2 separate regions of the Homo sapiens genome follow, and region 1 is linked to region 2. A link is a loop called in an ENCODE intact Hi-C map of the cell type or tissue named here. Cell type or tissue: ascending aorta. All regions are shown on one strand. Links, peaks and the distances in the headings refer to the core of each region. The heading gives the core; the rest is flanking DNA.

Region 1 (14,726 bases), core at 2,643-10,642, 68 kb after region 2:
GATTGCAGGCGTATTGAGGGCTTACCAAGTGCCTGGCTCATCTGAGCCCTCAGGAAACCACATTGTTGGCAGCTACCTCACCGTCTCACAACCACCCGCTGAGGTTGGAATGATCATTAACAGCATTTAACAGATGGGGAAACTGAGGCCTAGAGAGGCAAAGTCACTGGCCTAAGGTCACATAGCTAAGGAGCACAGTCAGGATTTAAATCCAAGCCTGGGAGATCCCAGGACCCACAGTGGGCACCACATAAAGGGGCTGTTTGGGGTATGGCAGGGACTGCCCTGGAACGTTCCGGATCCTGCCTTTGGGCCTACAGGGCTTTGGTGCCGGTGAGCAGGCCGCAGGTTCAGCTGGCTCAAGGAGCAGCTTCAGGGCTGCAGCCAGGCTGGGGGCTGGGCAGGTCTCAAACCCCTGGACCTGGGGAATCAGGGAGGTGTGAGCTGCATCTGAGGTCGGGTGTCTCTGTGACTCTGTCTCTGTCTCTCTACCTCTGATTCTCCCCAGGCTGCCTTGTCTCAGTCCCTGTCTATTCCCACCCCACCTCGCTCTCTCTCCCGGCCTTGCGAGTCTCCTCCCAGCCCCCCATCCCACCCAGTGGGCTGCCCGGAGGTGGCGGCAACGGGGCAGCTGAATGGGCCTCTTGTTCCTGGCCACACCCGCCCCTTGGGGTCACCCTGGGACATGCCCAGGCAGCGTGGCTACCTTAAAGGGCCAGTGCTCAGAAAGAATGTGAGCGGGGGAGGCTGCGTCCACTCCCAAATCCCACACCCTCCCCAAGGTGGACCACTCATGTGTCTGACGGGGGTGGGGAGCTGTGTACCTACACACCCTCGTGGCTTGGGGGAGGCCTGTCTGGAGCAGGAGATGTGATAGGGTTTGGGTTTGACCTTGGATAAATCCCTTCATCTCTCTGTGCCTCAGTTTCCCCATCTAGATCAGGGGGCTCCTTGGTGCCACCCCTGTGGGTTGCTGGGCAGATGGCATATTATCCAGGATTTTGCACACAGTTGACACTCTTCCGGCGCCCACTGTGCATTGATAGAGCACCTGCTGTTTCAGCCCAGCATTCATCCGCCGTGCAGACTTGGCAATTCCTTCTTCACCTTGCTCCGTGCCTCAGTTTCCCCAAATGCAGAATGAGGCGATGGCTGTCTTAGCTTCACAGAGAGCTACGCAAGGATTGAGTCGGTTCGTGGAATTAGAGGGTATTAGGGAGAAGGGCCTGAAACACTGCCAAGTGTCACCTCCACTGGCGCACTTATTGAGCGCCAGCTGCATACCAGGCCTTGCTGAGGAAGCCTCACTGCAGAGGTTGCAGTGAGCTGAGAGGCAAAGGCCACCCAGCCTGGATCTCACTCTGGTGTCATCGCCTCCTCCCTCTGCTCAGGGTTGTGCAGCTTCAGGCTGCTCCCCTGCCCTCTCTGGGCCTCAGTTTCACCTTCAGAGCAACGGGAACAGCCCCATCCTTTCACACACTGGAAACCATCACCTTCTTCTGCCTGGGAGGGGGTTGTGCTGTCTCTGGGAATCCCAGGCATCCCCCAGGCAGGAGTCAACCCAGAGGCCCTCGGACCCGGGCTGTACCCTGTGACAGCTCCGGGTGGCTACGACGCTCCCGTGCTCCAGGCCAGCCCCACAGACAGCCCGGGACAGGTTGCTGCCGGATGGACAAGCCTGTGCCTCGCTGCCTTATGTAACCAGTTTATGCAAGGGCAGCCGGCCCGCTTACATAAGGGGAGGCCGGGCCAGCGCCCAGCTGGGGAGGGGGAGGCTCTTAAAGGGACCGGCGTCCCCCGCGGCTCCCTCCACGGGCACTGGTGCGAATTCATAGGCGAGCTGCGGACTCCGCCCTCAGCAAGGCCGCCATTAATGTCGTTATGATTATTTTTGTGGATGTTGTTTATCATCACTATATTCTTTCCCCAGGGCGGGGGTTCAGCTGAGCGGAGGACCACGCCCAGTGCTTGGGCAGAGGCTTGGGCTGTGACGCTGGCTCTGGGTGTCACCTGGTTAAGTCCCTGTCTCTGAGCCTCAGCCTCCCCTTCTGCACAGTGGGGCAATGCAGGAAGACGTGAGGTCCTGGAGGGTCCTGGCCCTGCTGCCTGTTCACTGTGTGGCCTCAGGCAGGTGGCATCCCCTCTCTGGGCCTCAGTTTCCCCATCTATAAAATAGCGCCTGCTCTGTGGGGTTGCTGAGGGAGAGTCAATAAGACATATTAAGAGTTTACATGCCCGCCAGGCATGGTGGCTCACACCTGTAATCCCAGCGCTTTGAGAGGCTGAGACGGGAGGATCACTTGAGGCCAGGAGTTCAAGACCAGCCTGGGCAACATAGTGAGATGCCCATCTCTACAAAAAATAAAACTTAGCCAGGCATGGTGATGTGTGCCTGTAGCCCCAGCCACTCGAGAGGTCGCGGCAGGAGGATTGCTCAAGTCTGGGAGGTTGAGGCTGCAGTGAGCTGTGATTGGGCCACTGCACTCCAGCCTGGGTGACAGAGCAACACCCTGTCTCAAAAAATAAAAATAGGCCAGGCATGGTGGCTCATGCCTATAATCCCAGCACTTTGGGAAGCCGAGGAAGACAGATCACTTGAGATCAAGAGTTCCAGACCAGCCTGGCCAACAAGGGGAAACCCCGTCTCTACTAAAAATACAAAAATTAGCTGGGCGTGTGGTGGGAGCCTGTAATCCCAGCTACTGGGGAGGCTGAGGCAGAAGAATCACTTGAACCTGGGAGGCGGAGATTGTAGTGAGCCGAGATCGTGCCACTGCACTCTAGCCTGGGTGACAGAGCAAGACTCCATCTCAAAAAATAAATAAGTAAATAAAAATAAAAATAGGCTGGGCACAGTGACTCACACCTCTAATCCCAGCCCTTTGGGAGGCTGAGGCGGGAGGATCGCTTGAGCCCAGGAGTTTGAGACCAGCCTGGGCAACATAGCAAATCTCTGTCTCAAAAATTTTTGAAAACAAAAGAGTTTAGGACAGCACGGAGCACAGACACTGTCAGCACTCATCCAGTGGAACCACTTTGCAGCCAATAAATATTTAGTAAGCTCCTACTGTATGCCAGGCACTGCTCCAGGCGCTGGGATACTGCAGTGAACAGGACAGATAAAAATTCGGCCCTGGCCAGGCACGGTGGCTCACACCTGTAATCCCAGCACTTTGGGAGGCTGAGGTGGGCGGATCATGAGGTCAGGAGATCGAGACCATCCTGGCTAACATGGTGAAACCCCGTCTCTACTAAAAATACAAAAAAAATTAGCCAGGCGTGATGGCAGGTGCCTGTTGTCCCAGATCCTCAGGAGGCTGAGGCAGGAGAATGGTGTGAACCTGGGAGGCGGAGCTTGCAGTGAGCCGAGATCACGCCACTGCACTCCAGCCTGGGTGACAGAGTGAGACTCTGTCTCAGAAAAAAAAAAATTCTGCCCTCGTGGAACTCACAGTTTGGTTCAGGCGATGGGCAAAGAACAAGAAATAAATGTCAGTTTAGGCTTAGTGCGGTGGCTCACGCCTGTCATCCCAGCACTGTGGGGGGCCGAGGCGGGCAGATCACCTGAGGTCAGGAGTTCAAGACCAGCCTGGCCAACATGGTGAAACCCCGTTCCTACTAAAAATACAAAACATTAGCCAGGCATAGCGGTATGCGCCTGTAATCCAGCCACTGGCAGGGGCTGAGGCAGGAGAATCGCTTGAACCCGGAAGGCGGAGGTTGCAGTGAGCCGAGATTGTACCACTACACTCCAGCTGGGGCCACAGAGCGAGACTCCGTCTCAAAAAATAATAATAATAAAAATAAAAAGAAATAAATGTCAGTTTAGCGATAAGGACTATCAAGAAAAATAAAGAAGGCCAAAGGAAAAGAGGCTGATGGGCTGTGCTGGGGAGGTCCCTGAAAGGCTGTCTGAGGACCTGACATTTGAGCTGAGACCTGAGAAGTGAGGAGGAACCAGTTATATGAAGAACTGGGGGAAGGCGTTCCAGGCAGAGGGCACAGCCCGTGCAAAGGCCCTGCGGCAGGACACACCTGGCACTTTGGAGGAACAGTGAGGAGGCCTGTGTGGCTGCAGCAGAGTGAGGAGAGGAAGAGAAGGAGGAGGGGAGGGCAGTTTGTGCAAGGCCTGGTGGGCAGTAGGAAGGACTTGGGCTTTGACCCCAAGGCAGGTGGGAGCCATAGAGGGCTATGGGCAGAGGAGGGACCAGCCCTGACTCAGGTGCTCACAGGCACCCTCTGCCTGCTGCAGGGAGGACAGACTGTGGGGGGTGAGGGCAGGAGCTGGGGACCAGGGCAGAGTGGACCGCCCTGGTGCAAGCAGGCGGTAGCAGGGACAGAGGCAGAGGAGGGGGCAGAATCCAGGTCAACTCCGACGGTGTGAGGATTCAGTTGCTCACCTGGGTCGTTTATACCTTATCTGAGGCTGGCCCTTGCTCTCCTTGCCCCGTCTCCTGCCTGCAAGCCGCACCTGCCTGGGCACATGCAGGGAAGGGAGCGGCGCAGCACTGGGCACGCCTGGGAGCTCTCCTGCAATCAGGACTTTGTTAGCGGGCAAGCTGGGATATGGGTCCTGGTGCCCGGGAGGCCCGTGGGGCTCTGGGCTCCTGCCAGGGTCCCAGCCCTAACCCAGGTACGCCACCCACATGGCAGGGTTATTCTCTTTTTTTTTCTCTTTTTTTAGACAGAGTCTCGCTCTGTCACCCAGGCTGGAGTGCAGTGGTGCGATCTCAGCTCACTACAACCTCTGCCTCACAGGTTTAAGAGATTCTCCTGCCTCAGCCTCCTGAGTAGCTGGGACTACAAGTGTGCACCACCTCACCCAGCTAATTTTTGTGTTTTTAGTAGAGACGGAGTTGCACCATGTTGGCCAGGCTGGTCTCAAACTCCTGAACTCAATTGATCCAACCGCCTCGACCTCCCAAAGTTCTAGGATTACAGGTGTGAACCACCGTACCCAGCCTATTCTCATTTATTTTCTTTCTTATTTTTTTTTCTTTTTTTTGAGACGAAGTCTCACTCTGTCACCCAGGCTGAAGTGCAGTGGCACGATCTCAGCTGACTGCAACCTCCGCCTCCAGGGTTCAAGCAATTCTCCTGCCTCAGCCTCCCAAGTAGCTGGGACTACAGGCATGTGCCACTATAGCCAGCTAATTTTTGTATTTTTAGTAGAGATGGGGCTTTGTCATGTTGACGACCAGGCAAGTCTCGAATGCCTGACCTCAGGTGATCCACCCAGCCTCAGCCTCCCACAGTGCTGGGATTACAGGCTGGAGCCACTGCGCCCAGACGGTCCTTCCTTTTCATGCCTCCTCCTTCCACTCCCCCATGTACCATGTCTCCTTGTCTCTCTTTTTCTCTCTGCTCATCCCTCCCTCTCAACTTTCTTTCTACAAATATTTATTGAGCACCTAGTCTGTATCAGGCCTTATTCTAGCCACTGAGGGCACAACAGAGATCTAGACAGACAAAGCCTCTGCCCTCAAGGAGGTGACATTCCACTGGGGAGATGAGCAAACACCCGTGCAGTCACTAAGCAACTAAGCAAATCCATAGGCAATCACTAACTTCCTCTGAAGGAAAGAAAACAGAAGGCTGAGATTGAGGGTAGCCAGAGGCTGCTTGAGGTGAAGGGGCTCAGCGTAGACCTCTCTGAGAAGGGAGCATTTGAGCTGAGACCAGGAGAGATCTCAAGAGAGAGCAAGCAGTTAGCTGTTTAGACAGAGGGAACAGAATGTGCAAAGGCCCTGAGGCAGGACTGGGCCAGGTGCATTGGAGGAACAGCGAGGAGGCCCCTGTGGCTGGAGCAGAGTGAGTGAGGGGGAGAGAGGGAAGAGGGGAGGGCAGAAAGCGGACAGGACAGGTTGTGCAGGGCCTGTGGTCCTAGTCCTCCACTTTGACTACTCCCCCAAATCTCTTAATGTTCCTCACATTCCTTTCCCTGACAAGCATTTATTTTGCACCTGCTGTATACCAGATCCTATCAGGAGAATCCCAAATATTCATGCAACAAGTTCATATTGGGTGCCTACTGTGTGCCAGGCTCTGCTGGAATAATCACACTCATTTGGCTGCAGGCATTTATTGAGTGCCAGCTGTGTAAAAGCATTTATCGAGCACCACCTGTGTAGCAGGCTCTGGGGAGAGAGGCCACATGAAAGCTTGGGAAGGAGAAAGTTTCCTTCTACCCCCTTTCAGGTTTGTGCCCTCTGGTTTCCAGCCCCCTCCCACATTCAAGGCAACATTTAAACCTCTGGGTTCAAGTTCCGTTGTCCAACTGCGTGGCCGTGAGATCTGCGGCAAGCCCCTTCCTCTCTCGGATCTTCCGTTTCCCCCTTTGTAAAGCAGAACACTCCACAATCTGATGTGTTTACAACTTGACATCTACTTTTTGCAGCAAGGGAAACTGAGGCACAGAGCAGGGCGGAGATGTGTCTACCTCTCCCTCCCCAAGCAAGACTGGCATGGAGTCTATTCTCCTGACCCCACGCCAAAGCCAGGGCGTTTGGTATTTTGTTTTTTCTTGGAGGCCCAGAGAGGGGCAGGGCTTGCCTGAAGCCACACAGCACCGGGCAGGCCTCGGAATTGCGGAGAGCCCTCCCCTGGGCGCCTGCCCGGGCTCCCGCGCCTTCCTCCTGCCTCCTTTGGCTGGGCCGCCAGCCTTGCCTCCCGTCCTCCGGACTCCCCGCGGGCTGCCCAGTTGGAGACGCGCCCCAAGAAATATCAGAAGGAAGGGGAAGCCGGGAGGGGCCTCCGCCTCCTCCCGCCACCCCCCGCCGCGCCCGGCTGCCCCCACCCGGTGCCCGACATTGGCAGAGAGTGTCCTCGGGCGCTTCCGACTGGCCCTGCCTGCTTCGTGTGGCCACTGATCCCTTCCGGAGCCTCTCCATGGGGACGCCCGTGTGTGCGCTCAGCCAGTGGCACATGTGGCTCCCGGGGCTCCCTTCTCCACCCCCCCAGCCCCTGGCCTGCCCCTTTCCCCCCATCCCTTCCCGAACCTCTCCATGGGGACGCGTGCGTGTGCGTTCAGCCCGTGGGCACATGTGGCTCCCAGGGCTCCCCCCGAGGCCTGCCCTTCTCCCCCCCCCGTCACAGCCGCCGAGTCAGGCCTGCCAGGAAGGTGTTGGGGGTGGGGGTGTGGGGAGGCCTCAGCTTGGCTGCTGGGAAGCCAAGAATTTGCTCCAAATGTAAACAGCGAGTTATTTTCAGTCCACTCCCCCCCACCCCGGGTGGCGTTGACACATTTGACATTGGCGGGACCGGGAGGGGGTGGGGGTGAGGGTGTGCGTGCGGGTATTTTTAACCTTGCTCCTCACATCCCTGGAGTGGCTGGTGCCGAGTGGCAGATAATGGGGAGGGGGCGCGGAGGCGTGGGGAGCCCTGGGTGGCCGTGCGCGGGTGGGCGCTTGGCAAGGCCGCCCTGCTGTTGGCACCACGTGTTTAACCCCTCAGAGGCTGCAGAGGGGCTGGGGGAGGCGGCCCAGGGCCCAGTGGTGCCCCAGAGGCTCCCTTGTCACCTTCTCCTGGTGTCCCCCCACCCCCACCCCACCCAGGAGGGCAGGGCCGGGTGCCCGAGGCCGGTGCCAGCCTGCGCCGCCCAGACCTACAAAATGGCCGCCAAGGCCGGAGAAACATCTGGAACAGGGGAAGGGAGAGGCGAGAAAATGGCCGCCAGAGGGATGATGTCATGGGCGGCGTGGCCTCCCAGAGCGTCCCCAGCACGGGGCGAGTCCCTACGCGCAGGCCTCCGAGCAGGGGCCCTGCGGCCTCCAGGGACCTCCAGACCCGCTGCCCAGGCCGGACACCCACAAAGAGTGACACCGGGGTCCCCAGGGGTCCCCAGAGGCGGGCCCGAGACCTGGGGGAGGGCGAGGCCAGCACTGGGCCTCCAGTCCCAACAGCCCGATGCTGGGGACGGTTCCGGGGCGGTGGTGGCCGCTGACCTGACCCGCAGGACACCGAGGCGTCCACCAGCGCCCGGGAGGGCCCGGAGCCAGGCCATGGAGCCGGCGGGGGCCGGGTGGAAAGAAAAAAGAAACTTTTCTTTGAAAGTGATTCCGAAGCAGGTTGGCTCCGGCCCAGGCGGCCCGGCGGCAGGGGAGAGGGAGATGGAAAGTATGGGCCAGACTTAAGGAACGCAGGAAGGACGAGGCCGGGGAGGCCCGGGATGGAGGCCAGCGTCCTGGAGGTCACCCCGTCCACGCCTCTGCCTCTCGGGCCCCCCCAGGTCACATCCAGATTTTCCTCCCTGTCCCTGGGGCGGGCGGGGAGTGCGGAGAACATCTATGGGCTTGTGTTTTTTCCTCTTTTGATTTGTCCAGACAGGCGATGGACAAGGGCTGGGCAGGGGTTTTAGGTCATCTGCACTGTCAGGATGTGGAGGCTCAGAGAGGGAGAGTGCTTTTAGTGAGGTCACACAGCACTGGCAAAACTGACAGCTGCTTCCCTCCTTAGAGCATCTTGGGGAGGAGGAAGTTCTCTATGGAGGATCAGGGTCCGTACTGGAATTCCTTTCTATTTTTATTTAATTTAATTTATTTATTTATTTATTTATTTTTGAGATGGAGTTTCACTCTTGTTGCCTAGGCTGGAGTGCAATGGCACGATCTCGGCTCACTGCAACCTCCACCTCCTGAGTTCAAGCGATTCTCCTGTCTCAGCCTCTTGAGTAACTGGGATTACAGGTGCCTGCCACTACACCCAGCTAATTTTTTTGTATTTTTAGTAGAGACAGGGGTCTCACCATGTTGGCCAGGCTGGTCTCGAACTCCTGACCTCAGGTGATCTGCCTGCCTTGGCCTCCCAAAGTGCTGGGATTATACGTGTGAGCCACCGCGCCCGGCCCCTTTTTCTTTTTCTTTCTTCCTTTCTTTTTTTGAAACAGAGTCCTCCTGCTCTGTCACCCAGGCTGGAGTGCAGTGACTTGATCATGGCTTACTGTAGCCTCAACCTTCTGGGCTCAAGCAATCCTCTCACTTCAGCCTCCTGAGTAGCTGGGACCACAGGCATGTACCACCATGCCCAGCTAAATTTGGGTTTTGTTTGTTTGTTTGAGACAGAGTCTCACTCTGTTGCCCAGGCTGGAGTGCAATGGCACGATTTTGGCTCACTGCAACCTCCACCTCCCAGGTTCAAGCGATTCTCCTGCCTCAGCCTTCCAAGTAGCTGGGATTACAGGCACCCGCCACGATGCCCTGCTAATTTTTTGTGTTTTTAGTAGAGATGGGGTTTTGCCATGTTGCCCAGGCTGGTCTCGAACTTCTGACCTCAAGTGATCCGCCTGCCTTGGCCTCCCATAGTGCTGGGATTACAGGCATGAGCCACCGTGCCCTGCCTATTTTTTTTTTTTTGTAGAAATAGGGTCTCACTATGTTGCTCAAGCTGGTCTCGAACTTCTGACCTCAAGTGATCCTCTTGCCTTGGCTTCCCAAAGTGTTGGGATTACAGCGTGAGCCACTGTGTCCAGCCAATGTCTGTGTGTTTTTCACTGCTCTGTCCCCAGTACCTAGGACAGGGCATGGTACACAGTAGGCGCTCAAGACGTGTGTTGGATAAAAGCATCACAGTTTTCTCCTGAGGCTGGGGTTGGCACAGATGCTGGCACAGGAAGGGGGCAGAGGCTCAGGAAATGCAAAGTAGGTTGCAACGTAACTGGACACACACGGGAACCCTGTGGTCACATTTTTCAGGAGGGATGTGAGGAGGCGAAAACTCAAACTTCCCTCACTTCAAGTGCAGATTCTGTGCCGGGAGCTGTGGACGATAAACCACATTTGAACAGAAGCCTGAATAAAGCGAGAGAGTGAGCCAGGCAGGCATTTGCAGGGACGGTGTTCCAAGCAGTGTGCACAGCCCGTGCAAAGGCCCTGAGGCAGGACCGTGCCTGGTGCATTGGTGGAACAGCCAGGAGGCCTGTGTGGCTGGAGCAGAGTGAGCGAGGGGGAGAGAGGGACGAGGGGAGGAGGGGAGGGAGGGGGCAGAGGCGGGCTGTGCAGGGCCTTGAGCGCCATGGGGAGATGGGGAGAACTTGGACTTTTAGATATTTGGTTTTCTGTTTTTTGTTTTTTGTTTTTGAGGTGGAGTCTCGCTCTGTCGCCCAGGCTGGAGTGCAGTGGTGCGATCTCGGCTCACTGCAAGCTCTGCCTCCCGGGTTCACGCCATTCTCCTGCCTCAGCCTCCCGAGTAGCTGGGACTACAGGCGCCCGCCACCACGCCCGGCTATAGTTTTGTATTTTTAGTAGAGACGGGGTTTCACTGTGTTAGCCAGGATGGTCTCGATCTCCTGACCTCGTGATCCACCCGCCTCGGCCTCCCAAAGTGCTGGGATTACAGGCGTGAGCCACCGCGCCCGGCCCAATTGTTTGGTTTTGTTTTTGCTTTGTTGTTGTTGTTTTTGAGATGGAGTCTCGCTCTGTCACCCAGGCTGGAGTCACTGGTGCAATCTTGGTTCACCGTGCCCTCTGCCTCCCGGGTTCGAGCAATTCTCCTGCCTCAGCCTCCTGAGCATCTGGGATTACAGGCATGCACCACCACGCCTGGCTAATTTTTGTGTTTTTAGCAGAGACGAGGTTTCCGCCATGTTGGTCAGGCTGAGCTGGAACTCCTGACCTTGTGATCTGCTCGCCTTGGCCTCCCAAAGTGCTGGGATTACAGACGTGAGCCACCGCGCCCGGGTGAACTTTCACATATTTGTAGACCCAGACACAGTCCAGGGTGCTGGGGACTAGAACAAACGTTTGCAGAAAGGGCTGGGGAGGGTGTTCCAGAGAAGGAGATGTCAGAGCTGGGCTGCAAAGTATGGCTGGAGGTTTCCTAGGAGGGAGAGGGGCAGGGAAGACGGCACAGCAGGAGCTCAGAGGACTCAGGCCCAGGTCACTCGTATATTCCATTGCCTTCCAGGACAGAGAAAGTTGAACCTTCGCCGGGTAATGTTTAAAAATGGCCGGTGACACCCAGTAGCTGGGAATTCCAGGGCCTGGCTTTGGTTCTCTCTTTAGCTGGCTGAGGTTGGGAGGCGGACGTGGCAGCCGGCAGAGCCAGCAACATTTGGAAGCCGGCTAACGTTGGAAAATCAACCAGGCGAGCTCACGGTGGCGGCCGATGCTGGAAACCTGGGCTCCGTGAGGTCCAGCAGATGCCCTGCTGGGGCCCAAGTGGACATTCTAGGCCTTCTGACAGCCCGCCGGGTTTTTAAATAAGTGTGATTATGGTTTCAGCAAGTCCTGTCCTTCCTACAGCCAAAAGATCAATTCAATATGGCCACTCCGTGCAATGCTGGGCCACCCCTGCTGGGCCAGGGTGTTGTGTTGAAGCCAAGATTCCCAACACCTGAGAGTCCAGAAGTTTCTTTAAAAATTGCTTTAACTGTGGTGAGACACACATCACACACTTTTTTTTTCTTGAGACAGGGTTTCACTCTGTCACCCAGGCTGGAGTGCAGTGGCACTGTCATAGCTCATCGCAGCCTCAAACTCCCAGGCTCAAGCAATCCTCGCACCTCAGCCTCCTGAGCATCTGGGACCACACATGCAGCACGCACCACCACACCCAGCTAATTTTTATTTTATTTTATTTTATTTTTGAGACGGAGTCTCACTCTGTCGCGCCAACTCGGCTCACTACAACCTCCGCCTCCTGGGTTCAAGCAGTTCTCCTGCCTCAGCCTCCCGAGTAGCTGGGACTATAGGCGACCGCCACCACACCTGGCTAATTTTTGTATTTTTAGTAGAGACAAGGTTTCACCATGTTGACCAGGTTGGTCTCGAACTCCTGACCTTGTGATCCCAAAGTGCTGGGATTATAGGCGTGAGCCACCGCCCCTGGCTGACACCCGGCTAATTTTTAAAAATATTTTGTAGAGATGGGGTCTTGCTATGTGGTCCAGGCTGGTCTCGAACTCCTTGCCTCAAGTGATCCTCCCACTTCAGCCTCCCAAAGTGCTGGAATTACAGGTGTGAGCCACTGTGCCCGGCCCAGAGACTTTTGAAAGTCTAAAATGGATTGTATCATAGCTCACATCACTCCTCTTCCCACTGCAGGATAAAACCCAGGCCTCTCACTGCAACACACAAGGCCCCGAATGGTCCCGCTCCCCTCTCCGTTCGTTCCTCTTTCTCTTGCCCACCACGCTGCAGCCTGGGGTCTGTCTCTGCCTTTCACACATCCAACTTCATTCCTGCCCCGTGGACCTTGCCCTTGTCACCGAACCTTTGTGGAACGCTTTCACCCCAGCTCTCCACATGGCTGGGCTCCTTCTCCCGCTGGAGAGCCACCGTCACATCCTCAGAGAGGTTCTGCCTGAGTCCTCCCTCCAACGCCGCCCCCAAAGCCATTCTGCCTTCCGCCAGTTTCATTGCCTCCGTAGAACCTAGAACCGTGTGAAATGATCTGAGGCTTCCTCCATGCACTGGTTCTGCCCGTCTCCCTCCCCACTTCCTTCTCTGCCATCCCCCCAAGGCCTGGCGAGTAGTAGGTGGTCAGTAAACACCTGTTCCGTGAGTGCCGGGTGTGCGTTGACCTCCCAGTCACCAACGGCGGAAGCTTCAGCCAGCGGACGCAGGGAGTTGTCCCTTGCAAAGGGGGTGGGTGCTCCCGGGCGGGAAGGGTGGGGCCAGAGCCCACGGCGATGCCTTTGTCATGAGCTAGGATGGACTGAATTTGGGCTCACAGCCACGGACAGGAGAGAACAGTGTGTCCGCCCCGTCAGTGCCATCCAGCGTGCGTGGCTGTTGTGCATCATTTGTTTGCTTGAGCAAAGGCTACAGGGTCCAGTGACATTCTTGGCAGTCCATGACACCTCACAGACCTGGGAAGTCAAGAGACCTGGCTCCCGGCCAGATGAGGGTATCATTTGAAATACAATTTGCTGGCCGGCTGCGGTGGCTCGCACCTGTGTTTCCCCTACTTTGGGAGACAGAGGTGGGAGGATTGCTTGAGCCCAGGAGTTTGAGTCCAGCCTGGGCAACATAGCGAGACTGCGTCTCTACTTTTTTTTTTTCCTGAGACGGAGTCTCGCTCCTTTGCACAGGCTGGAGTGCAGTGGTTCGATCTCGGCTCACTGCAAGCTCCGCCTCCCGGGTTCACGCCATTCTCCTGCCTCAGCCTCCCGAGTAGCTGGGACTACAGGCGCCTGCCACCACGCCCGGCTTTTTTTTTGTATTTTTAATAGAGACGGGGTTTTACCGTGTTAGCTAGGAGAACAACAATTTGCTTTCCAGAACCAGAGCCTCTCAACACTAGCATGTGTGTGGTCATCCATGCTAAATGGTGCTGAAAGAGGCATTTGTGTCTCTCTGAGAAGGAGCTATTTGAGGAAAGTCCTGAATGAGGGGAGAGAATGAGCCATGTAGATAGCTGAGGGAACAGTGTTCCAGGCAGAGGCGCAGCCCGTGCAAAGGCCCTGAGGCAGGACCATGCCTGGTGTGTTGGAGGAACAGCGAGGAGGCCCCCGTGGCTAGAGCAGAGTGAGGAAGGGGAGACAGGAAGGAGGGGAGGGCAGGGAGGGGACTGATCGGGCCATGCAGGGCCTTGTGGGCCACGGGAAGAAGGTGGGCTTTTCCCCGCAAAGAAGGTGGGAGCTATGGAGGGCTGCGGGCAGAGGAGGGGTAATGTTCATTTAACTCCTGGAGTTTGACAAAATGCTATCATCAAAACAGACTTTATCACAGAACCTCTAGCTATCCCCGTCCCCTCCGTAAGCTCCTCTGAGCATAGCAACAGAACGGGAAGGTAAGGCAGCGATTGGAAACGCCCGCGTTATAGATGAGCGGAGAGCCGCTGGAGGTTGGAGGCTCCGACAGAGGAGGTGACTGGTCCAGAGCCACATGGCCAGGTTGTGCTGGGGCTGGAACTCCATCGAACGCAGGTTTCAGGGTGCAGCCCTTGTTTCCATAAGATACCCCAAAATCAGACAAGCCTGGGACTTGCCACCTCTTCTTTAAAAACCCCAGTGCTGTTTTTGTTGTTTTTTTTGAGATAGGGTCTCCCTCTGTTGCCCAGGCTGGAGTGCAGTGGCTCAATCATAGCTCACCCACTGCAGCCTTGACCTCCTGGGCTCAAGCAGTCCTCCTGCCTCAGCCTCTTGAGTAGCTGATACTACAGGTGTGCATCACCACAGCCAGGTAACTTTTTTTTTTAAAGTAGAGATGGGGTGGGGTATCCTGTATTGCCCAGGCTTGTCTCAAACTCCTGAGCTCAAGTAATCCTCCCTCCTTGACCTTCCAAAGTGCAGGAATTATAGGTGTGAGCCACCATGCCCAGCCCTCCAGTGCTTTTTTTTTTTTTTTTTGAGACGGAGTCTTGCTCTGTTGCCCAGGCTAGAGTGCAGTGGCACGATCTCGGTTCACTGCAACCTCTGTCTCCCGGGTTCAAGCAATTCTCCTTCCTCAGCCTACCGAGTAGCTGGGACTACAGGCACACACCACCATGCCCGGCTAATTTTTGTATTTTTAGTAGAGACCAGGTTTCACCGTGTCGGTCAGGCTGGTCTCGAACTCCTGACCTCCAGTGATCTGCCCTCCTTGGCCTCTGGGGATTACAGGTGTGAGCCACCACTCCCGGCCCTCCAGTGCATTTTAAAGGCTCTGAAAAGTCCTACGTTGTCCTGAAAACTCCTCAGTGATGCTGAACCTTTTTGACCTGTGAACCCCAGGTTTGGGTAAAGTCTGCTCACATCCGGCGGCACACCCATAGGAAACCCCCAGCCCGGCTGTGAGGAGTGTGAACTT
Region 2 (14,726 bases), core at 2,484-10,483:
CAAAAATTAACCGGGCAGCCAAGGCACAAGAATTGTTTGAAACCCAGGAGGCAGAGGTTGCAGTGAGCCGAGATTGCACCACTGAACTCCACCTTGGGCAACAGAATGAGTCCCCGTCTCCAAAAAAAAAAGAAAACCAAAAACAAAAACAAAAAAAAAAACAGAAATAGAGTCAGTGTTGCAGTGTTGGGTCCAAAAACTGTAGGGCAGTCCCCACAGTCTGGAAACGAGGACTTTTTTTTTTTCTTTTTTTTTTTTTATGGAGTCTCGCTGTGTTACCCAGCCTGGAGTGCAGTGGCGCGATCTCTGCTCACTGCAAGCTCCACCTCCCGGGTTCAAGCGATTCTCCAGCTTAGCCTCCCGAGTAGCTGGGACTACAGGCACACGCCGCCACGCCCGGCTAATTTTTTTGTATTTCAGGAAAGACGGGGTTTCACTGTGTTGCCCAGGCTGGTCTCGAACTCCTGAGCTCAGGCAATCATCTGCCTCGGCTTCCCAAAGTGCTGGGATTACAGGCATGAGCCACCGTGCCTGAAGAAATGAGGATTTTTATGTCCCAGTCTTGAGGCAGAATTCCTTCTTCTCTGGGAAAACCCGAATTTTGCTCTTACATCCTTCAACTGATTGGACGAGGCCCACTCACATTACAGAGGGTCGTTTCCTTCACTTAAAGGCAGCTGACTCTAGACATTCAGCACATCTGCAGAATACCTTCAGAGCAAAACATGCAGATGCCTGTTGGAGCAAACAACCGGGCAGCATGGTCTCGCCCCATGGCCCCATGCAATCAAACATCACAGTCTGGATTTGATCCGGGGCCATGGTTTGACAGCTCCAGTGTTGTTCACGTGTTCCTGGGCTTAGGATGGGACCATGTCCTGATAAACTCTTCATAAGTTAAAAATATCATAAGTCGGCCGGGTGCGGTGGCTCATGCCTGTAATCTCAGCACTCTGGGAGGCTTAGACGGGTGGATCACCTGAGCTCAGGAGTTCGAGACCATCCCAATCAACATGGTGAAACCCTGCCTCTACTAAAATACAAAAAATTAGCCGGGCGTGGTGGTGTGTGCCTATAGTCCCAGCTACTCAGGAGGCTGAAGTGGGAGAATCACTTGAACCTGGGAGGCAGAGGTTACAGTGAGCCGAGATTGTGCCACTGCACTCCAGCCCAGGTGACAGAGCGAGACTCCATCTCAAAAAAATAAAATCATAACTCAAAAATGCATTTAAGCTGGGTGCAGTGGCTCATACCTATATTCCCAGCATTTTGGGAAGCTGAGGTGGGAGGATCACTTGAGGCCAGGAGTTCAAGAGCAACCTGAATAACATCATAAAACCCCATCTTGGCCGGGCACAGTGGCTCATGTCTGTAATTGCAGCACTTTGGGAGGCCAAGGCAGGTGAATCACCTGAGGTCAGGAGTTTGAGACCAGCCTGGCCAACATGATGAAACCCCGACTCTACTAAAAATACAAAAATTAGCCAGGTGTGGTGGTGCACACCTGTTATCCTGGCTACTCAGGAGGCTGAAGCAGGAGAATCACTTGAACCCCAGAGGCAGAAGCTGCAGTGAGCCAGGATCACCCTGCTGCACTCCAGCCTGGGCAACTGAGTGAGACTCTATCTTTAAAAAAAAGAAAAAGAAAAAAACGTATGTTGGAATCATCTGTCTTCGTTTCCTGGGCCTTCCTTAACAAAGTAGCACAGCTTGAGTGGCTCAAACAACAGAAATGTATTTCCTGACGGTTCTGGGGGCTGGAAGTTCAAATTCAAGGTGTTGGCAGGGTTGATTCCTCCTGAGGGCTGGCAGGGAGAGTCTGTCCCACCCTTCTCTGTCCTTGACCTGTAAGATGACGCCTTCATGTACACGTGACGGTGTCCCTAAGTGCATGTCTGTGTCCAAATTTTCCCCCTTTTTATAAGGACACCAATCAGTTTGGATTAGGATCTGGACTAATGGCCTCATTTTTTTTCTTTTTTTTTTAGACGGGGTCTCGCTCTGTCACCCAGGCTGGAGTGCAGTGGCGTGATCTCGGCTCACTACAAGCTCTGCCTCCCGGGTTCACACCATTCTCCTGCCTCAGCCTCCCGAGTAGCTGGGACTACAGGCGCCCGCCTCCATGCCCGGCTAATTTTTTGTATTTTTAGTAGAGACGGGGTTTCACCGTGTTAGCCAGGATGGTCTCGATCTCCTGACCTCGTGATCCACCCGCCTCGGCCGCCCAAAGTGCTGGGATTACAGGCGTGAGCCATCGTGCCTGGCCTCTAATGGCCTCATTTTATTTTGATTACCTCTGTAAAGACCCTGCATCCTAATAAAGTCACCTTCTGAGGTCCTGGGGTTAGAACTTCAACATATGAATTTGGGGGGCAGCACAATTCAATGCATAATCACCCTGTTGTCCATGTAGGTTTTCTTTTTTTTCATTCCTGTTTCCACCCATTCTAGTGTGGATGTTCATTTCAATTAGTTCCAGTTCTGGGCTCTTACAAATAAAACCGATATGAACATTTCCATGCATGTCTTTCAGTATATACATGTGCCCTTCCTTCCTTCCTTCCCTCCTTCCTTCTTTCCTTCCCGTCCTTCCTTCTTTCCTTCTTTCCTTCCTTGCTTCCTACCTTCTTTCCTTCCTTCCTTCCCTCCTTCTTTCCTTCCTTGCTTCCTTCCTCCTTTCCTTCCTTCCTTCTTTCCTTCCTTCCTTCCCTCCTTCCTTCCTTCCTTTTTTCCTTCCTTGCTTCCTTCCTCCTTTCCTTCCTTCCTTCTTTCCTTCCTTCCTTCCCTCCTTCCTTCCCTTCCTTCCCTCCTTCCTTCCTTTCCTTCCTTCCCTCCCTCCTTCCTTCCCTCCTTCCTTCCTTTCCTTCCTTCCTTCCCTCCTTCCTTCCTTCCCTCCTTCCTTCCTTCCCTCCGTCCCTCCTTCCTTCCTTCCCTCCTTCCTTCCTTCCCTCCCTCCTTCCTTCCCTCCTTCCTTCCCTCCTTCCTTCCCTCCTTCCTTCCTTCCCTCCATCCTTCCTTCCCTACTTCCTTCCTTTCCTTCCTTCCTTCCCTCCTTCCTTCCTTCCCTCCGTCCCTCCTTCCTTCCTTCCCTCCTTCCTTCCTTCCCTCCTTCCTTCCCTTCCTTCCCTCCTTCCTTCCTTCCCTCCGTCCCTCCTTCCTTCCTTCCCTCCTTCCTTCCTTCCCTCCTTCCTTCCCTTCCTTCCCTTCCTTCCTTCCTTTCTTCTTTCCTTCCTTTCCTTCCTTCCTTCTTTCGTTCCTTCCTTCTTTTCTTCCTTCCTTTCCTTCCTTCCTTCCTTCCTTCCATCTGTCCTTTCTTCCTCCCTTCCTCCCTTCTTCCCTCCCTCCCTCCCTCCTTCCTTCCTTCTTTCCTTCCTTTTTTCTTTTTAATCAGATGGAGTCTTGGTCTGTCTCCACCCTGGAGTGCAATGGCACAATCTCAGCTCGCTGCAACCTCCGCCTCCCGGATTTAAGCCATTCTCCTGCCTCAACCTCCCAAGTAGCTGGGACTACAGGCACATGCCCAGCTAATTTTTGTATTTTTAATAGAGATGGTGTTTCACCTTGTTGGCCAGGCTGGTCTGGAACGCTGGACCTCAAGTGATCCTCCCACCTTGGCCTGCCAAAGTGCTGGGATTACAGGTGTGAACCATCATGCCAGCTGGCTTGCTTTCTTTTCTTTCTCTTTCTCTTTCTTTCTTTTTTCTTTTTCTTTCTTTCTCTTTTTTTCTCTCCTTCTCTCCCTTTCTTCCCTCCCTCTCTCCTTCCTTCCTTCCTCCCTTCCTTCCTTCTCTCTCTCTGTCTCTTTCTTCTTTTTGAAATAGGGTCTTGCTCTGTTGTCCAGACTGGGGTACAGTGGCATGACCATGGTTCATTGTAGCCTCAAACCCTGGGGTTCAAGTGATCCTCCCTCCTCAGCCTCCCCTCAGCCTTCCAAGTAGCTGAGACCACAGGCATGTGCCACCATGCCCAGCTAATTTTTTTTCTTTTTTTTGTAGAGTCGGGGTCTCACTCGTTATGTTGCCCGGGCTGCTCTGGGACCCCTGGGCTCAAGGAGTACCCCTCATTGGGCTCAGCCTCCGAAAGTGCTAGGATTATAGGCGTGAGCCACTGTACCCAGCCAAATGTCCCCTTTTCATTAGGACACTGGTTTTTGGACCAGGGTCCCACCCTACTCGGGGATGATGTCATCTTAACTAACTCCTTCTGCAAAGACATTACTTCCAAATAAGGTCACCTTCTGAGGTCCTGGGTGTTAGGACTTCACCATATGAATTTAGGGAGGCGCAGTCCAACTCATAACCACCCTGTTGTCAATGTAGGGGGTTCTTTTTCTTTTTCTTTCTTTTTTTTTTTGTTTTTGAGATGGATTCTCGCTCTGTCGCCCAGGCTGGAGGGCAGTGGCGTGATCTCAGCTCACTGCAACCTCTGCCCACCCGGTTCAAGCAATTCTCCTGCCTCAGCCTCCTGAGTAGCTGGGATTACAGGCGCCCACCACCACGCCCGGCTAATTTTTGTATTTTTAGTAGAGATGGGGTTTCATCATGTTGGCCAGGCTGGTCTCAAACTCCTGACCTTGTGATCCGCCCACCTCGGCCTCCCAAAGTGCTGGTATTACGGGCGTGAACCCAGCCGGGGGGTTATTTTTCATTGCATCCATTCTCGTGTGGATCTTCATTAGGTTGGTTCCAATCTGGGGCTTTTATGAGTAAAGTGACTATGAACATTCCCATGCATATCTTTTGCTATATAGATGTACCCTTCCTTCTTTTTTTTTTTTTTTTTTTTTTTTTTTTGAGACAGGGTCCGATCTGTCACCCAGGCTGGAGTGCAGTGGCTCAATCACAGCTCACTGCAGCCTCAACCCCCCAGGCTCAAGCAATCCTCCCACCCCAGCCTCCAGCCTCCTGAGTAGCTGGGACTACAGACACTTGCCATGCGTGGCCAATTTTTTCTCTTCTCTTCTTTCTCTTCTCTTCTCTTCTTTCTCCTCTCTTCTATTCTTTCTCTTTTCTTTTCTTTTTTTAGACATGGGGTCTCCCTATGTTGCCCCGGCTGGTCTCGAACTCCTGGGCTCAAGTGATCCTCCAGCTTTGGCCTCCCAAAGTGCTGGGGTTACAGGCGTGAGCTACTGCACCCAGCTCAAGCATTGTTAATAGGGATACATATAACATAGGTGAAGTTCCTGCACACAGTGGGACCACAGAGATGCTGTCATCATTTGTGATTGGCTCAGGGAATCAGGCAATGAATTGCCCATTGGAGAAGACAAGGAATAGAACAGAGGGAAGAGAGAGATTAAAGGTTAAAAGCACTGGGCGCTGTGGCTTACATCTGTAATCCCAGCACTTTGGGATGCCAAGGCGGGCAGATCACCTGAGGTCAGGAGTTGAAGACCAGCCTGGCTAATATGGTGAAACCCTGTCTATACTAAAAATACAACAATTAGCCAGGCGTGGTGGTGCGTACCTGTAGTCCCAGCTACTCAGGAGTCTGAGGCAGGACAATCGCTTGAACCCAGGAGGTGGAGGCTGCAGTGAGCCAAGATTGTACCACTGCACTCCAGCCTGGGTGACAGAATGAGACTCTATCTAAAAAAAAAAAAAAAAAAAAAAAAAAAAAAAGGCTGGAGGGAGTTGTGTGTTGCCTGGCAGGTCCACGGGGGACAGAGATCCCTCCTACCCACCTGTTTCCCCCCAGTTCTGTGCCAGTGGGGTCAGCGGGGAGATCAGGAGAAGGAGCTGCTGGTGGGTTCAGTTGCTTTCGAGGTGCTGGGGACAGGTGGCTGCAGGGAGAGTGAGTGAACTGTGGGGTGGACCAATACAAGGGCCACCCTGTGGGGTAGTTTGGGGGGCTATCTGGGTTCAGGGAACCTCCACAGCCCCGTCCCTGCCTCCCAGAGCAGCAGGTACCTGCCTGGGGACAGCAGGCAGCCAGGCTGGGAGCTGGGGGGTTGGGGAATCTAGCTACTCTCTCATCCAGTCCCAGCTACTGCTGCTGGCCAAGGCTGTGACCTTTCTCCCAGATCCTGGAGCTGAGTAACAGTTACTGGAAAAATAAGTTGGCCATCTGGGGGTGGCCACAGCCCCATCCTCTTGGGTCCCCAGCCTGGCTGCTAGAAGTGAGGGTACCAGGGCTGGGCTGTCTGTCCCATACAACAGTACCATAGCCACCGGTGTGACCAGACCAGGTACCTCCTCCCCGTCACACTCTATCCCCACCATGCCACACTTCCCCCACTGCAGGGGCCTGAAATGACAGCCCCACTCCCATACCCGGACACCAAGGAAGGCGTGATGGGTGGGTGGAGAAAGAGTCCCGGGCATCCCTGGCAGCCCTGAATGTTTCCTCTGGCCCCAGTCTCAGAGACGCCCATGCCTGGGAAGAGCAAGTCAGCAACTTGGCCCAGAAGGAGACTTTGACAGCGAGGAGGGCTGCATTTGAATTTCAGCTCTGTCACTTTTTTTGCAGGTGACTGAGCAGGTCACTCCTTTTCTCTGGGCCTCAGTTTCCCCCTCTGGAAAAATGGGAATAATGAAGCACCCTCCTGGCCGGTTTCGCAATGCTCAAATGCAATATGGTTGTGCTGAGTGCAAAGCGTGGTCCTGAGAGGGCACTCAATACACATGAACGATTCAGCCCTAAGTTCTCGAAATATGTTCAAGGTACCCGCTGCGGGTCTAGCTCTGTCCTAGACACAGGAGATCCAGCAGCAAACAAAAGTGACACTGACACCTGTCCTTCTCGAGGGTTTGGGACTCCAGGGAGAGACACAAACCGTGAATTAAAATGTTAACGTTCAAGAAGGATGAATGCTATAAAGAGAAATGAAACTATCGTTAGATCTTATTATTGTTGTGACTGTTACTGTTGATACCCAATTGATCGTGATTATAGCCCTGATTCCAGCTTCCACAGTTATTGGAGGTATGCAATTATTTAGCACCAACTGTGTACCAGGCTCCAAATACCTATAGCCCCACAAAATCATTTCCCAGAAGAGAAACCAAGGTCTCAGGTCTGTCCAAGATTGTGAGCTGGTTGTGCAGGGCAGGCCTGGGAGTGGATCTGCCAGATGGCACGATTCCCGGACCTGCCCCCACCTCCCAGGGGGAGCTGGCATCCTCCCAGCTGGACCTGGCCCCCCCTTGGAGCTTCCCCAACCTGGGGATACAGAAGGGCCCCCACGGGGAGGGAGGCAGCCAGGGCAGGCAGTGGCACAGAGCAAGGAGGGAGCAGGGCGTCTGCCACCCGCCCCCACGGCTGCCTGGGAAACGCCACGGCCTAATCCTGGCTCAAGAGGACACGTTGTACCAGAGATTATATAAACCGACCTCTCCCTTTGTTTGTTTAATTCTTTCAGGCTTTTTCCCTCATCCTTCTCTCTTTAATCGCTCTGCCAACAGGGCTGGGGGTGGGGTGCTCCGGGCTAGGCCTCTTCCAGGAGGGAGGGGGCTGCATACCCAGCACCCCCCACTCTGGTCATACCCCTACCTGGTTTCCCAGCCACCCAGGCCCGCTCCTCCCCCAGTCACACACACCAAGTCCTGCCGGTGGCAGGGGTGTGGGGCTGGACAGGCTTGGCCAGTGGAGTGAGTCTGAGAGGCCAAGGCCAAGGGCACTGAGTCAGGCTCGGACTCTGCTGGGCCCCTAGGATGTGGCCTCTCCACTTGGCACTCAGCTTCCTCTTCCAAAAAAATGGGATCCCTGTGGTCCCAACCCCCAGGTTGTTGAGAACACGCCCATGCAAGGAGTGAGCATGGCCCATGGTGGATGCCGGGTGAGAGCCGCTGCCTGCTCCCAGCCCACACTACAGACACCCAGGGAACAGTTTCGCCCTCAGACTGGCCCTGGAGCACCGTGACTGTGGTGGCCAATTGGGCCTCCGAGATGTCCACGATGCCTGGTGGGTGCTCTGATGTGGAACACTGGGCACCATCACCCAGAGAGGGCAACCAGGGGTGTCTGGCTTTGTGCTCACCCACCGCTGACCCCGAGCCTGGCCCTGGCCCTCACCAAGACCCAGTATTTCCATCTGTGTCCTGGGGAGGCCAACACGAACCTCCCCACCATCAGGGCAGTCCACCCACAGAGGGGCCTGGGTTCCCATCCTGACCCCCTCCTTTACCACCTCTGCCACCCTGTGCTGCTTGGTTGCTCTGTGCCTCAGTTTCTCCATCTGTAAAGTGGGGATCATCATAGCAGTCAGACCCCCCAAGAGGATTAATCGTGTTAATCCTTATAATGCATTTATTCTTAATTTATATTACTTTTTTTTTGTAGAGATGGGCTTTTCCCATATTGCCCAAGCTGGTCTGGAACTCCTGGGCTCACGTGATCCACCTGCCTCGGCCTCCCAAAGTGCTGTGATTACAGGCATGAGCCACCACATCTAGCTATGCATTTTAGAACGGGCCCTCACGTATATTAACATGAAAGTATCTGCTAACTAAAAGAAAATAACAGCAACAGAAATAAGTAAAGAAATGGCCAGTTGCAGTGGCTCACGCCTGTAATCCCAGCACTTTGGGAGGCCGAGGCAGGTGGATCACCTAAGGTCAGGAGTTCGAGACCAGCCTGACCACTATGGTGAAACCCCGTCTCTACTAAAAATACAAAAATTAGCTGGGTGTGGTGGCGTGCACCTGTAGTCCCAGCTACTCGGGAGGCTGAGACAGGAGAATTGCTTGAACCCGGGAGGCAGAGGTTGCAGTGAGCTGACATCGCACCACTGCACTCCAGCCTGGGCGACAAAGTGAGACTCAGTCTCAAAAAAAAAAAAAAAATTAAAATTAAAAAAAAAAGTAAAGAAAGAATCCAGGCCCATTGCACACATGGGAAACTGAAGTTGATGTTCCCAAAGCAAGTCAGAGGCAGGGCTGGGAGCTGAGAAATCAGCTGGGAACCTCTCACCCTACACCTCCCTGGAGCCCAGTGGAGGGAGGCTGGGGGCAGGGGACAGAGAACTGAGGTCATGGTGCCAGGTCCCAAGGGGCCCAGGCTCACGTTCCTGCCTGATGGCTGCAAGCTCCCAAACATCCCACTCTGAGCCTCTCCTTCCCTTCTCTGTACGACAAGCCCCAGGGTGGCACAGGGTGGGCGGGGTGTTGGGGTGCCCGGCCACTCCCAGCCCTTTACATAACCTGCGGCACAGCAGGAAATCAAAGTGCCAACAACTGCCTCCTCAGTAACCGACTTCCTGTCGTTACCCACCCACCTTGGGCACCAGCTGCCTGCTCCCTACCTCCAGTGGCAGAGGGGTCCCATCCCTGACCCCAGGGTTTCCTCCCCAAGGAAGGGCCCCCGTACCCTAGGCTGCTCCATCATGCGACCCTGAGCCAGTGTCCAGCCAGCTCTGGCCTCAGTTCCTCCATCCAGATGTGTCCCTGGGCTGCCAGGACCGTCACCCTGCTCCTTTCGGCCACTGGCTGGGAGACTGCATACTGGCTGCCCCAGACCTGAGGCTGGAGGTCAGAGGGCAAAGGGCAAAGGCCAAGGAATTCCCTTTTTTTTTTTTTTTCTGTGACAGAGTCTCGCTCTGTTGTCCAGGCTGGAGTGCAGTGGCACTATCTTGGCTCACTGCAACCTCAGCTCCCAGGTTCAAGCAATTCTCCTGCCTCAGCCTCCCTAGTAGCTGGGATTACAGGCATGTGCCACCATCCCTGGCTAATTTTTTTTTTTTTTTTTTTGTATTTTTAGTAGAGACGGGGTTTCACCATGTTGGCCAGGCTGGTCTTGAACTCCCGACCTCAACTGATTTACCTACCTTGGCCTCCCAAAGTCTTAGGATTACAGGTGTGAGCCACCACACCTGGCTGGAATTCCTTTTTTTAATTTATTTATTTTATTAATTTATTTATTTATTTATTTTGAGACAGAGTATCACTCTGTTGCCCAGGCTGGAGTGCAGTGGCGTGATCTCGGCTCATTGCAACCTCTGTCCCCCAGGTTCAAGCGATTCTCCTGCCCCAGCCTCCCGAGTAACTGAGATTGCAAGTGCACGCCACCATGCCCGGCTAACTTTTGTATTTTTAGTAGAGACGGGGTTTCACCATGTTGGCCAGGCTGGTCTCGAACTCCTGGCCTCAGGTGATCCACCCACCTTGGCCTCCCAAAGTGCTGGGATTACAGGCATGAGCCACCGCACCGGCCCAGAATTTCCTTTTTAGAGCGAGAGAAGCAGGAGTTGCCTCTCCCATTGAGGGAGGGAGACTCTGGTTCTTCAGGGCTTTTCAAAGCTGTGGGTAGGCGGTAGAGGGCGCCCCCCACCCAGTGGTGCAAAGAGGAGACCCCAGCCCTGCTCTGGAAGGGAGTGAGGGATTGGGGGGAAGGTCTCTGGGGCAAACAGCACTTAGTGACAGCCACAGTCATATGACTGTCCGCATTTTACAGATAGGGAAACTGAGGCATGAAGCAAGGCCGCCATCTGCCCAAGGTCCCGTGGTCTGTAAGTGGTAGAGCCAAGATTTGAACCTCTGAAGACAGGGGTGTTGGTGGAGGTGTCAGGGAATGGGACCTCCGTGGGCTCTGTGGGGCTGGAAATCACAATATCTCTGCATAGACATGGGTGACGTTCCCTTCCGTGCCGTGACCCCTGCCAGGCATGTTAGCGGGTTCCTCTTAGACAGATGGAGAAACTGAGGCCCAGAAAACAGAAGCAGCTTGGGCAAGTTCATTCATGGGATATGGTGAGAGAGGCTCGGCCAGGGAAATACCCTCAGCTGGGAGGACTCCAGGACCTGCAGGCAGCATCGCCACCCTTCATATCGCCCACCTTGTGAGGTCCTAGTACCCCAGGCCTCAGTTTCTCCATCTGTGAAGGGATAGATGCCAGCAGTCTGTGACTGCGACCTCGGAGGCTGGCTCCCTGGGGCTCCGCCTGGCTGGGCATGAGGGCCTGGAGTGTGTGGGCAGGCTCTGGAGAGCCAGGTGATGCCTGTGCCTACACCCACGGTGCCAGCCCTATGGGACAGAGGGGCTGGGGTTGACTCTTCTGCCACGCTCTGTGCTCTCCTTTCCCTACTGCGCAGGGCCAAGCTTGGTTCCACGTCTTCATCCAAAGCTGCACAGCACGTGAGCGGGAAAAGCAGGGCCAGCTCAGCCAGCTCCAAAGCCCAGCTCTTTCCACGGTGTCCGGAAGGTTTCAGAGAACTCAGGACACTAGCTCCCTGGCCTGGAGCCCCAGGGCCCATGGGCAAAAGACTGCATTTTCCTGAGCCTCAGTTTCCCCGTCTACCCCACAAGGGCCATCATCCACCTGCTCATTGCTCTGTGTCTTTTTTTTTTTTGAGAGGGAGTCTCACTCTGTCGCCCAGGCTGGAGTGAAATGGCGTGATCTTGGCTCACTGCAAGCTCCGCCTCCCGGGTTCATGCCATTCTCCTGCCTCAGCCTCCCAGGTAGCTGGGATTATAGGCGCCCGCCACCACGCCCGGATAATTTTTGTATTTTTAGTACAGACAGGGTTTTGCCATGTTGGCCAGGCTGGTCTCAAACTCTTCACCTCAGGTGATCTGCCCGCCTCGGCCTCCCAAAGTGCTTCACTTTTTTTTTTTTTTTTAAGATGGAGTCTCGCTCTGTCGCCCAAGCTGGAGTGCGGTGGCGCGATCTCGGCTCACTGCAAGCTCCACCTCCTGGGTTCAAGCAATTCTCTGCCTCAGCCTCCCGAGTAGCTGGGACTACAGGCGCCCGCCACCACGCCCAGCTAATTTTTTGTATTTTTAGTAGAGACGGGGTTTCACCGTCTTAGCCAGGATGGTCTCGATCTCCTGACCTCGTGATCCACCCACCTCGGCCTCCCAAAGTGCTGGGATTATAGGCGTGAGCCACCGCGCCCGGCCCCAAAGTGCTTCACTTTGAAGAACAAGTAATGTGTCCAGTGAGGGAGAAACACTGGGTAGATGTCCTGCTCCATGGATCGCCAAACACAGGAAGTGCTACCAGCTGTCTATCCCTCATCCCTGTTGCTGCTGGGCTTCTCCTCCCCAACCGTGTGGAAGATTGGGAGGGAGGGTTCTAGGGCTGAGCCCAAACAGACCCTGAACCACATCCTGAGCAAGCCTCACCTCTTGGGAGGGCTGCAGGAGGGGTTGGGGCCTTGACTCAGCAGAAACACAAGCAGCGGCCTCCACGCTTGGGATCTGAGTCCCACCATGTTGCCCTGCACGGCCTGGGTGCGACCGTGAGGGGACCTAGGAGCCTAAGTGTTGCATGTGGCCATGGATCCCTGGGACAGACCCCTTCCTCTCTCAGCCTCAGTTTTCCCATCTGTAAAATGGGACAGGCCAGGCGCGGTGGCTCACGTCTGTCATCTCAGCACTTTTGGAGGCCGAGGCGGGTGGATCACCTGAGGTCAGGAGTTCGAGACCAGCCTGGCCAAAGTGGCGAAATCCCGTCTCTACTAAAAATACAAAAATGAGCCAGGCGTGGTGGTGCATGCCTGTAATCCCAGCTACTCGGGAGGCTGAGGCAGGAGAATCGGTTGAACCTGGGAGGCAGAGATTGCAGTGAGCCGAGATTGCACCACTGTACTCCAGCCTGGGCGACAGAGCGAGACTCCATCTCAAAAAAAAAAAAGAATAACACTGGCTTTGGGAGCTGTGTGCGAAGAGGTGACAATGACAATCAATCCCAGGCGAGCCATGGGGGGCTGAACCAAGGAGGCTCCCCCTGCATCCAACCCAGACGCATTGATCACGCGCCTACCATGCCCTCTTGTCGAACCCAGGGCAGCCTGGAGAGGTGGGTACAGGGGTCACCAGGCAGAGGACAGAGAGCCCAGGGGCAGGACAGAGACACTGAAGCAGAGGGAGCCTGAGTTGGCCTCGGACTCAATGTGTGACCGTGAGCTGGTGCCTCAGTTTACATATCTGTAAAATGGGGTGAGAAGTGGCTATGTCAGGAGTCATAAGATGGGACTCATCTGTAAAAGTACCTGGCACATGGTACATGCACAATAAACCTGTCATTGTCCTCATCTGCCAACACTGTAACGAGGATATTTATTTATTTATTATTTATTTATTTATTTTCGAGACAAGAGTCTCACTCTGTTGCCCAGGCTGGAGTGCAGTGGCGCAATCTTGGCTCACTGCAATCTCTGCCTCCCGGGTTCAAGCCATTTTCCTGCCTCAGCCTCCCAAGTAGCTGGTACTACAGGCGCATGCCACCGCGCCCAGCTAATTTTTGTATTTTTAGTAGAGACGGGGTTTCACCATGTTGGCCAGGCTGGTTTCGAACTCCTGACATCAGGTGATCCACCTGCCTCAGCTTCCCAAAGTGCTAGGATTACTGGCATGGCCACCACACCCGGCCATGAGGATAAATGAAGCCCGCCCTATACTCAGGAGACTGAGGTGGGAGGATCACTTGAGCCCATGAATTCCAGGCTGCAGTGAGCTATGATTGCACCCGTATGATCCAGCCCAGGCGACAGAGCAAGACCCTGTCTCTACAAAAATTAAAAAATTAGCCAGGCATGGTGGTGCATTCCTGCACTCCTAGCTACTTGGGAGGCTGAGTCGGGAGGATCTCTTGAACCCAGGAGTTCAAGGCTGCAGTGAGCCGTGACTGCACCAGTGCACTCCAGCCTGGGCAACAGAGTGAAACCCTGTCTCTAAAAAAGGCCAGGCGCGGTGGCTCACGCCTGTAATCCCAGCAGTTTGGGAGGCAGAGGCGAGGGGATCACCTGAGGTCAGGAGTTCAAGACAGCCTGGCCAACATGGCGAAACCTCATCTCTACTAAAAAGACAAAAATTAGCCAGGTGTGCTGGCGGCCGCCTGTAATCCCAGCTACTCGGGAGGCTGAGGTAGGAGGATTGTTTGAACCCAGGAGGCAGAGGTTGCAGCGAGCCGAGATCACGCCACTGCACTCCAGCCTGGGCGACAGAGTGAGGCTCTGTCTCAAATAAATAAATATTAAAATTAAAACATGTTAAAAATGTAATAAAAAGCCAGCCCTCTGAAGGACTGGCCCATCGTAGCAAGTCAATAAATGTTTGTTGAGTAAATAACAAAAATAATGACGCAGCTCCTTCCTTGGGCATGATGTCTTCCCGTTTCCAAAACTGCTAGATTTCTGCAGCTGGCTTCTCAGCACTGTGGACATCCGGGCCAGATCGGCATGTGTGTGTTGGGGAATGTGCTGTGCATGGCGGGAGGTTTCGCAACATCCCTGCCTCCACCTACTGCATGCTAGCAGCAACTCCCCCCACCCACCCACCCACCCCTGTCCCAGTCATAACAACCAAAAATGTCCCCAGACATTGCCAAGTGTCCCCTGGGGGGCAGAATTACCCCGTTGAGAACCACTGCCCGGCATCGCGGTTACTGTTCAAAGTTCCCTTTTAGCAGAAGAGAATAAAGGCTCAGAGAGGGGCAGGTCTAGCGCAGGGTCACACAGCACAGTGGGGTGGAGCCACCTTCTGTGCTGGGCATGACTCCGGGCACAGCCGAGCCGAGGTGGGGGCCAACAACCCCTACCATGCCAGGGTTCCAGGAACTGCCAGCAGGGGCCCAGGCCATGCCACTGTTGCAAAATCTGAGGGCGGCATACCGGCAAGCCTGAGCAGTTGCCACGGCCTCAGCCCCACGGGCACCGCCAGGAAAGAAAAATGCAACTTACTCCTGGGCACCGGGACAACCGGTGGAACCTCAGGCGTGGGACGGCTGCCGGAAAGCAGGGCCCAATCAGAGACAGCTGCCTTGCTGTGTGGCCTATCAGAAGATGGCT

The links. A loop is a pair of places that touch in the nucleus more often than their neighbours do. Peaks named below come from ENCODE experiments on the same cell type or tissue, not always from the same donor. Only the 100,000 strongest peaks of a DNase experiment are listed, where the experiment ranks them.
Region 1: a loop joins it to region 2, with 2.9 times the contacts of the local background. A loop is called at or near these places in 15 of 110 quality-filtered maps.

Annotation. Positions count from the first base shown.
Region 1 is chr19:3,397,059-3,411,784 of GRCh38, forward strand. The region is part of intron 2 of NFIC (nuclear factor I C); the gene reads left to right. Among named protein-coding and RNA genes, the nearest start is that of NFIC, 38 kb to the left of the region's middle. RefSeq lists a silencer at 14,673-14,726. In ascending aorta, for the core only: no CTCF peak of the experiment used is centred there; DNase peaks (open chromatin) are centred at 7,233, 7,663 and 8,083; H3K4me3 peaks cover 2,397 bases; H3K27ac peaks cover 7,920 bases.
Region 2 is chr19:3,329,616-3,344,341 of GRCh38, forward strand. No RefSeq gene overlaps it. Among named protein-coding and RNA genes, the nearest start is that of NFIC, 30 kb to the right of the region's middle. In ascending aorta, for the core only: CTCF peaks have their summits at 7,013 and 7,222; DNase peaks (open chromatin) are centred at 6,026, 7,216, 7,606 and 9,036; H3K27ac peaks cover 5,462 bases.